Regions from separate parts of the Homo sapiens genome. Here region 2 is linked to region 1. The links are chromatin loops, found by intact Hi-C in ENCODE. Cell type or tissue: endothelial cell of umbilical vein. All regions are shown on one strand. Each heading gives the region's core, and the rest is flanking DNA. Links, peaks and the distances in the headings are about the cores only.

Region 1 (5,390 bases), core at 335-5,334:
TTCCTGTATGAAATTCTAATGTAGATATTTAGTAGGTTGTTAAATATACAGCGCTGGAGTTCAATAGTGTTGTTCTTAACAACAATGAAGACGTTTCTCATTCATTAAAAATAATTGAGGGTCTACTATGGGTCCAGTACTTTAAAAAATATTGAAACGTATTGTTTTGTTTTATCTTCACAGCACGCCTATGTGGTAGCTATTATTGTTCTCATTTAACATATGAGGAAACTGAGGTATAGAGAGAGACATGAAAGTAGTCATCAGTGGTAGATGAGACATGATGCAGGTGAGATTATTTAAGCTAACTGGTAAACTCACAGCACCATCGAATAGAACTTTCTTCAATAGTAAAAATACTCTATAATCTGCCTTGTCTTATACAGGAGTCATTAGTCATATGTTGGTATTGAGCACTTAAAATATGGCCAGTGTGACTGAGGAATTTAATATGTAATTATATTTATTTTAGTTAATACAATTTAAATTGGGACAGACGCTTGTGGCTAGTGACTACTGTACTGGACAGGGCAGGTAGAGTAGGGGGAGATAGGGTTGTGTTAGAACTTAGAGGATGTCAAACTGCTAAGAGATGGGTAGGGGATTAAATCATTTGAAGGATACCTTTGGCCATCTCAGACTAAAGTAACTTATTTATCTGCAAACCTTTTCACCCATCTGCCTTCCACTTTGTTCATTTTGGACATAACATACACTGCCTGCTTGGTTCGCAACTAATCACAACATAATCATTAGCAAATATAATGCAGAAAACATTTTTAAACTTTGAACCTTGTTCAGTGCATAATATACTGTTAGTAATCTAAGAATCATTTCTACTTGATTGATTTGTTTTTGGTCTGAATCTGTTTGCAATCAGTTTTTGGAAGCAATTTAGCTTTTATATATTGACAATTTGGGTCTGAGTAAGAGAACAAGAATCTCAAAAAGTACAGAAATTGTATTCAAGGTAAATAAACAGTGGTGGAGTACAGACAGCTATATATGCTCTTAAAATTTTTAAAAATGCAAATCTTTAAGTAACGTCAAAATCTTTCAATATTATGAATAATAATATGACAAATTTTGGTAGACTACATTAATTTCAGTGAGAATTATTATTTAATACACACACAATTGCAGTTTTTTGAGGCAGTATTTTTTACCCGTTGGTATTTTGTTATTGCTACTCTGCAGTGATTCATAAAAATAATCATATTCCTCATCACTTTGTTGGAATTTCTATCTTGCAATTAACAAAGGGCAAAGAGCCCTTTTTTGAATTTTTTCCCATGGAGTTCCAGAAATTAAACTTACATTCACAGTACCACCTTATGCTGGTCAGGGGAACAGCTGGTCTAGGTTTTATTATGATTTACTGTTAGTTAATAAAAAAACTATTGCTGTTTTCCTGAGTTTAAAACCTCAAAACTGAAAACTAAACCCACACATAGTTTGCTGGAATTAAATTGTGACAAGAGAAGAGCTGCAGGAGTGTGACAAACCTAATGCGAACACTCTTACCCTACCATGTAAGAGTGAGAGTATCCAACTACTGTGTGTTGAAGAGAACAAATTGTTTTTATTATAATAGGAACACAATTTTAGACCAACTCTATATGTACTCTTTATTTGTGGTTAGTCTATACAAATTGGAAGATGTAAACACTTTACAAATATGTCTTTGTGAAGCCTAATGATAAACTTGAACATAATGATAGACTCTTAAGAAAAATTATACTCAATTTGGATGGCAAATTAGATCTTTCTGTCTATGCCTTCTCAACACTGATTACCCCAGTGGGAAGAAAGTTAATCTGAAGTTTTTGTTTATATGACCAATACATGACCATTTGTGCAAATATTAGTTTTAAGTTATTTGGGATCATATATCATTACCCAAGTTTCAAGGAGATAACAATTATAAAAACATCTGGACTGAGAATGAAAGCTTCTCAGCCCTAGTCTTGATTTTGCCATAAACTGGATATGCGAACACAGCTAATAATCTGAACATTTTTTGGATCAAATCTCATTCTAAAATGAGGGAGTTGGACTACTGGATAATCTTTAGGGTGTCTTCTGGCACTCTGAGTGTGTCAGAGATCATATTTGGTAATTATTAATACAGAAAATTCAACTTAGTGAACTGTACCACCAGGCTTTTCCAGAAGTAATATTATGTGATGGCTAAAATACTGAAGGCAAATTTTCTTCTGGCTACCACACATATGGGTTCTACTAACTGGAGCAATAGCTTAGGCTTTGATTCTAAGACAGTACCAAAACCAGTTTAAAATTAACTATCCCATTGTCATGCTCAGCTAGAGAAAAAAAGGCTGGCAAACCAGATTTACTAGTTTCTTTCTCTACAAAAAAAAATTGACAAATTACATAAGTTGCATGATTACAGAAATGTTAGCTAAAATTGAAAGTTAAAAACAGAAATTAAGACCAGAAATACCATTGTCCCATCCATTTAAAAAATAGAATGAATAAAAAACTTTGACATTCTTAAAGGAAACAAAATGTGAAGTGGAATAAGTGAGAGCAACACTACACAGAAGAATGTTGCTACACTGCCGCTTAGTGGTAGCCATGTGAAACTAAGTTGAGTGAAGATGAGTCAAAAACTAGTCTATTAATGAATTACTGGTAGCTCTTACTTCAGAGAATAGGTTAATTCTAGTAGTGTTGCATAAAACAAAGTTAGATCAAGAGGACAGTATTTTACCAGTGTTTGAGTTATAAAACTAAAAATATAGTCTCATGGAAAGTGCTTTGGCAAGTGGACATAAAATTATAATTAAGAATGAAACATAATTTAAGTATTTTCAAAGGAAAATAAGTCTTAAAGCAACAAAATAAACATCTTCTACTCAAAAGTCACAAAACTATAACAGTGAAGTAAACATGCAAAATGTAACTGTAATTTTTACCTCAAAATATTTATTTCCAACATGCAGGCAATAATCTGTGAAATAAAGATAGCTAAAAATATTTTTTTACCAGAGTCTTTAACTTGTTTCATATCTCCTTAACACTATTTTTATATATAAAATATTTACATTGATTTATTGCACACTTTAAGACTTAAAGCTTACTGATATATCTGTAGTGTATGTATATCTACTGATTCTTGTTTACACATACCCAATTCACCCTTTCTAATTACCAGGAAGTCATGATACTCAATATAGAAATTATAGGACCTCCTCAAAATGTTACCAAAGTGGTTGACTCAAAATGTGAAGGTATGAAAGAGGTCATAATGTTAAGTGTAATTGTATTAGTCCGTTCTCACATTGCTATAAAGAACTGTCTGAGACTGGGTAATTTATAAAGAAAAGAAGCTTAATTGCTCATGGTTCTGCAGGTTGTACAGGAAGCACGGCTGGGGAGGCCTCAGGAAACTTACAATCATGGTGGAAGGCAAAAGGGAAGCCAGCAAGTCCTACATGGCTGGAGCAAGAGGAATAGAGAGCAAAGGAGGAAGTGCTACATACTTTTAAACAACCAGATCTCATAAAAACTCAGTCACTATCATGAGAACAGTAAGGGAAAAATTCACCCCTATGATCTAATCACCTCCCACCAGGTCCCTCCCCCAACACTGGGGATTTCAATTCAACATGAGATTGAGGTGGGGACACAGAGCCAAACCATATCAGTAATTTACTGAAATGTTTTGACATTGCATCTAAGATGTCAAAACATAATAGAAAAAATAAATAAATTGATTGATTAAAAAGCTTATAAATAAAAAGAAAAGAAAGAGTCTATTTTTTGTCTGGCCACAAAGTTTCAAAAACAAGAGCCTGGACTTGGCAGCAGATATGTCTGCTGCTCTGTGGGAAAAATGTAGAGCATTGTAAAAAAAAAAAAAAAAAAAAAAGTAAAGCATTGTTTGAAAGTAATTAGAGACGAGAGAGAGAGAGAGAGAGAGAGAGAGAGAGAGAGAGAGAGAGGGAGAAAGTATCCTGAAAGCATTATATTCCCTCGTTTGAGTCAGGTTCAAATTTTGGACATGTGGCTTCAACACATTTTTTGGATTATGTGAATTATACCAGTTTCTAGCTAATAACTCTACTTATTTTTTTAAAGTTTGGGCTAGATTACTGTTGCTAGCTTTTTTGACTCATTCTGAAGTATGTAGTGTATATATGCTATTTTATGTCTATTATCAATTCTAGTTCTGATAATAATCACCCTTACTCCAACAGAAGTGGATCTGTAGCCCCAAATAGTTTGAGAATGTTTATTTACTGAATTTTTGAAACTGTTTTTCTCTATGTTTACAAAGTTGTGAGGTTAGCCTAGAAGCTGCCTAAGATTATCCTCCCTTCCATACAGGCAAGAGATTCCTAAAACCATTTGAAGTGCTAAATCCAGTTATCCTTAAGACAAGATCTTCCAGTGACCTAATCACAACTTGCTTAAGTTACTTTAAGTTAGGTTTCTGTTACAGCAATCAAAGGAATCCTTAATAAATGGAGCCTTCTGACTGATAACATAAAATTTTGCTCAAACATCTTGAAGGGAAAGAGTTAATATAGCATGTATATTATATGAAACAGCTCATTTGTGCTTAAGAATGATTAGCTTCAATCTGTGGGGAAAAATATGGCAGATTTCCTTTTTATTTCAATCAACTAAAAATATGACACTGATATTTAATCCAGAACTGAACACAATAGCTACGAAATACTAGTTGGTCAATTTTTAAAGTTATCATGCTATTATGTTTTTAATCTACACAAATAAAATATGGATCTACTAAGTTCATTCTAGTTGTAAAAGTTTTGAGCAACAAAGAAATAGAGTAGAACACAAAAGTTCTCTGTCAATTCCCATTAATTCCTACTTTTCTTTACAGAAGAAACCAGTGCTAATAGTTTAGGATATATTATCGTAGCCATTAATATAATCATTTGTATCTCAATAAGTCTTCATTTATTAATATATATTTAAACATGATATGCATTGCATTTTATATATTTTTTCTCAGAGGTAGACTTCACGTTGGGATGTGTGGTTACGTGGTGGCAGTTAGATAGGTGTTAACATCCTCAAATAGCAAAAAAAAAAAAAAAAAAAAAAAGAGATTTTGAGTGTTGATAGTTTTTAGCTTATTTCCTTCCTGGGTAAAGTTACTATCTGTTTCTCCTCTCTATTTCTGTTGTGGAGAAAGAGATTTACTTCTGCCTTTTTTTTTCCTGATGTGTCACAACAAAATTAGAAATATTCGACACTGTGATAATTTTTGGGTTATTTTATTCCTGGTAAAGTTACTATTTGTTTCTCATCTCTAGTTCTGTTGTGGAGAATGAAATTTACTTCTGCCTTTTTTGTGTGTGTGCATTCTTTTTTCTGATGTATCACAACAAAAT
Region 2 (5,390 bases), core at 109-5,108, 1.3 Mb before region 1:
AAAACACTGCTGAAATAATTCAGAGATGACACAAGCAAATGGAAGAACATTCCATGCTCATGAATAGGTAGAATTGATATTGTTAAAATTTACATAGTGCCCAAAGCTATTTACAGATTCAATGCTATTTCTATCAAACTACCAATAACATTTTTTTTTTTTTTTGAGATGGAGTCTTGCTCTGTCGCCCACGCTGGAGTGCAGTGGCATGATCTCGGCTCACTGCAAGCTCTGCCTCCCAGGTTCATGCCATTCTCCTGCCTCAGCCTCCTGAGTAGCTGGGACTACAGGCACCTGCTACCACGCCTGGCTAATTTTTTGTATTTTTAGTAGAGACGGGGTTTCACCGTGTTAGCCAGGATGGTCTCGATCTCCTGACCTCGTGATTCACCTGCTTTGGCCTCCCAATAACATTTTTTAAAGGACTAGAAAATAATATTCTAAAATTCATTTGGAACAAAAAGGTAGCTCAAATAGTCAAATCAATCCTAAGCAAAAAGAACAAAGCTGGAGGCATCACACAAACTTCAAACTATCTTACAAAGCTACATTAACTAATACAGCATGATACTAGTACAAATACAGACACATAGACCAATGTAACAAGTTAGAGAACCCGGAGATAAAGCTGCACACCTACAACCATCTGATCTCTGACAAAGTCAATAATAATAAATAATAAAGAAAGGGCTCCCTATTCAACAAGTGGTGCTGGTATAATTGGCTGGCCATATGCAGAAGATTGAAATTGGACCCCTACCTTTCATTATGTACAAAAACCAACTCAAGATGGATTAAAAACTTAAATGTAAACTTAAAGTTATAAAGACTTTAGAAGTAAATCTAAGAAATACCATTCTCGACATCAGTGCAGGCAATGATGAAGACTCCAAAAACAATTGCAACAAAAACAAAAATTGACAAGTTAGATTTAATTAAACTAAAGAGCTTATGCATAGCAAAAGAAATTATCAACAGAGTTAAAAACAATGTATAGAATGGAAGAAAGTATCTGTAAACTACACATCCAACAAAGGTTTAATATCCAAAAAATCAAAAAGCAAAACCAACCCCATTTAAAAAATGGGCAAAGGACATGAACCAATACTTCTCAAAAGAAGACATATATGTGGCCAACAAGCATAAGAAAATATACTCTCCATCACTAATCATTAGAGATATGCAAATCAAAACCACAATAAGATACCATCTCATACCTGTCAGAATGGCTATTACTAAAACGTCAAAAATTAACAGATGCTGATGAAGTTGCAGAGAAAAGGAAATGCTTATACACTGTTGGTGGGAATATAAACTAGTTTAGACACTGTGAAAATCAGTCTGGAGATTTCTCAAAGAATTTAAAATAGAACTGCTATTACATCCAATGATTTCATTACTGGGTATATACCCAAAAGAATAGAAATTATTCCATCATAAAGACACATGCACACATATGTTTATCGCAGCACTCTTCACAATAGCAAAGACAGGGAATTAACCTAGATACCTATCAACAGTGGACTGGAATGTGGTACATATACGCCATGAAATACTACACAGCTATTTAAAAATGAGATTATCTCCTCTGCAGTAACATGGATGGAGCCAGAGGCCATAATCCTAAGCAAATTAATGCAGAAACAGAAAACCAAACACCACATGTTCTCACTTATAAGTAGGAACTAAATATTGAGTACACATGGACACAAAGAAGGAAACAATAGCCACTGGGGCCTATTTGATGGTGGAGTGTGGGAGGAGGGTGAGGATTGCTACCCGGGTGACAAAATTATCTGTACACCAAACCTCCATGACACACAATTTACCCATATAACAGTCCTGAGCATGTACCCCTTGATCCTAAAATAAATGCATGAAGGTGGTATAAATACTTCCTAACTACCTGTCACCTATTCATGTCAGTATTTATAAGTCAACAGATGTGGTTTTCTTGTGATGCCTATAGGTTTATCAGTTAAAGTGATGGAGAGAAACCAGGCACAACTGAATGTAGAAAACCAATGTGAGGGCTTTATGTAATGTACCTAACTTTAATGTAGAGATACTAATGGATATGTGGGAACATGATATCAGACAGTAGAGGTTCGTAACCCAAGCCTTTGTGTGGTTTGTGGATGGAAGAGAAGCAGGCACAAGAGGTAACAAAAATAAATAAATAAATGCTTTTTTCTTTATTTTTGTCTGACTGGGTTAGTTTGAAAAACCAGTCTTCAAGTTTGGAAATTCTTTCTTCTGATTGTTTGAGTCTATTAATAAACTTTTCCACTGTATTTAGAAATTTAATAAGTGAGTTTTTCAATTCCTGAAGCTTTGATTGATTTCCTTTTAAGATGTTCATCTCTTCCTTTATTTCTTTTAGAAGTTTCTTTTGTTGATTTTCAACCTTGTCTTGGATCTCACTGAGTTCGTTGAAATTCATGCTTTGAATTCTCTTCTGAATTTCCATTTTGGTTAAGGACCATTGCTGGAGAGCTAGTGTGATCCTTTGGTGGCATCACTACATTCAGGTATTTCATGGTGCCAGAATTCTTGTGCTGGTTATTTCTCATCTGGGGACACTGGTACTTCTAATTTTCATAAATATTTCTATGGGGGTAGGATTTTTTTCTTTTTCTATATAACTTTTTTTTTTTAATTTCTTCTGTCCCTTTCCATTACCCACCCTCCCTAGCGGGTGTGATTGTAGAGAATGTTGGGTAGGGTCTTTTGATTTTTCTTCTATAGCTCTATGGGACTTCTGTCAGCAGGTTTTATATTAGGCTGTGCAGTTTGACGTACCATCCAGTAGATGGTGCTTATGAGTAAGAGCCGGCTGTAGCCAACAAGGCTTGGTATATACTTTAAAAAGAACAAAACACACACACACTTTATTGAGGTATACATTGACATGAACAACACATGTAAAGCATATAGTTTACAATGTAGGTGAAAACACTGTAAACTGTATGCTTTACATGTGTTGTTCATGTCAATGTGTACCTCAATAACATTGATGGAGTTGGAAGCCATTATCTTCAACAAAGTAACGCAGGAACAGAAAACCAAACACCGCATGTTCTCACTTATAAGTGGGAGCTGAATGATGAGAACACATAGACACAAGGGGGGAACAACACACACTGGAGCCTGCCGGAGAATGGGTCAGGAGAGGGAGAGCATCGGGAAGAATAGCTAATGAAAGCTGGGCTTAATACCTAAATGATAGGAAGATCTGTGCAGCAAACCACCATGGCACACATCTACCTATGGAACAAACCTGCACATATTAAAATAAAAGTTGAAGGAGAAGAAAGGCTTGGTATATACTTAATCCTTGTTTACTGGGAGGTACTCTCTTTTGCCTTTGGCAATGGTTTGATCGGCGAAGTGCACAGTGGTCTGAGCTCCCTCCTCAACCTGGGGATGATGGGGAGGAAGTTAGGCAGGGCCTGACCAGGCAAGTCCACCTACAGGCTCCCTGATGGCAGGCACACACATCAGCACCAAGGGATAATCCACTGGGCAACCACCAAGAGCCCAGAGGTGTGCCTAGGCATGAAGCTGGGAAACCTCTTTATCCCCGAGTTATCCCCTGCATGGGGATGGCAGGCAGCCTAAACTCTTAATTTAAGAGAGTGAGTGCTACTGATGCCTGGAGATCTGCCTGGATGTCAAGAGGAGATGGCCCACTGCACCACGATCTCTGCACAGGAAGCGTGAGGCAAGTCAGGCTGCCACTCCAGGTGAACTAGTGGCTTGAATGCCTGGAGATATGCCTCAGTGTCAAACAGAGAGGGCCCCACTACACCATGATCTATGCACAGCAAGGGCGAGACTTCTCAGGCTGCTGGATCCAGGCAATGAGGTGCTGTGAATGCCTGGAGAGCTACAAGAATGTTGAGCAGAGATGGCCTTGCTGCACCATTATCTATGCTTAAGAAGGGTAGGGCAGCACAGGCTGCTGGTCCTGGCAAGCGGGTGCTCCAAATGCCTGAAGTTCTGCCTGAGGGTGGAGTAGAAAGGGCCCTCTCCACCTTTACCTCTAGGGAGTAGGCTGGAGCACTCAGCAATGACACACACAGACTTGTTCCAGGTCAGCAAGCTGGCCCCACATGCAAGTCTCATTGCCCAGCAGAAACTATAGCTGTGGTGGCTCCCAAACAACCTCAAGTCTGTGACAGGGGAGAATAGAGTTCCAGCGTCCACTGCTGAGGTCCTTTTTGCAATTCTGGCTGTGGAGGCCCCTACCCTGCTCCAGAACATGTGCTCTAATTTCTGGCCTGAAACTAAAATGCCTGAATGGCCATGCTGCCAGGTCACCAAAGAATGACTGACTTTGTATGCACCTGGATTTAGAATGGCATCCTGCTCTTGGTCCCAGATCTGGAAAAATGCCTGCAGCTTTTCCCCAGTGTCTTTCCCTCTCTGCACCTCCAATCCTCTCCTCAAGTTAGCTCCAAGGCTTGGCTGAAACAAAGTGCTCTCCCTTGATCTGGGTTGCTTAGATCTCCAGTGTAAAGGTGAGTAACAGAGAGATCTCTGCCTCTCTCTGGTACTGAGGCTTCATTCAGTTTTATCAGCTGGACACTGTCATGGGGGCTATTTGCCACTCACATTCTTCTCCCCATTATTTGAGATTTCCTTCATGTTTCCAATGGATTCAAGTTTTCCATCTTGAATTAGAGCTTAGGTAGTTGATTTTTATGCACTGTGTTGCTATTTTCAAAGGACTGAGGCATGCTTAAAAAGCCTCTTCTTATCTGTCATCTCGAAAAAAATAGCTTTTATTGCTTGTTTGACATGTTTCAGGTACTGTGTGCTTGATACTTATATCCAAAAAATATTTCATTCAATCTCTAGGCTGTGAAGTAACTTCCATTTTCCCAGTTTTATAGAGGAGAAAACAAAGGGTTAGAAAGTCTAAGTTTCCAAGCAGTCAATATTTATAAATAAGAAACAAAATCTCATTTAACATTCCTTTGTTTTTCTTAATAACTTTAGATCTTTTCCCTTGGTACTTTTGTTTTTGATTCTTGATTACTTGAAAGTATGTTTACTGAAGAAAATGTAATAGAGATGGCATAGTGTTTTGCAGCATTGCTTGCCAAGAGAAAGCTATCCTCTTCATTCTCTGATGAAAAGAAAAACAACTCTGAGCTACTCAATTCTCCAATCAACAATGACATTTTCTTCAGAGCTTCAATCCTTTGTGGTTTACCTTTCTCTGACCTGGGCTCCTGACTTTTCAATCTGAATGGGGGCTAATTGACAGAGGAAATGAAGAAAATGCAAACTATGTTTGCCAACACTGAGTTTGCTCTTTGTCACCACACGCGGTTGGCTCTAAATGCAGTAATTGTAATATAAAACAGTTAGCTTTATTTACT

What was found. A loop is a pair of places that touch in the nucleus more often than their neighbours do. Peaks named below come from ENCODE experiments on the same cell type or tissue, not always from the same donor. Only the 100,000 strongest peaks of a DNase experiment are listed, where the experiment ranks them.
Region 2: it touches region 1 in a loop (18-fold over the local background); 11 of 110 quality-filtered maps call a loop at or near these places.

Annotation. Positions count from the first base shown.
Region 1 is chrX:86,944,192-86,949,581 of GRCh38, forward strand. No RefSeq gene overlaps it. Among named protein-coding and RNA genes, the nearest start is that of KLHL4, 570 kb to the right of the region's middle. In endothelial cell of umbilical vein, for the core only: a CTCF peak has its summit at 2,593; no DNase peak of the experiment used is centred there.
Region 2 is chrX:85,624,760-85,630,149 of GRCh38, forward strand. No RefSeq gene overlaps it. Among named protein-coding and RNA genes, the nearest start is that of MIR1321, 210 kb to the right of the region's middle. In endothelial cell of umbilical vein, for the core only: no CTCF peak of the experiment used is centred there; no DNase peak of the experiment used is centred there.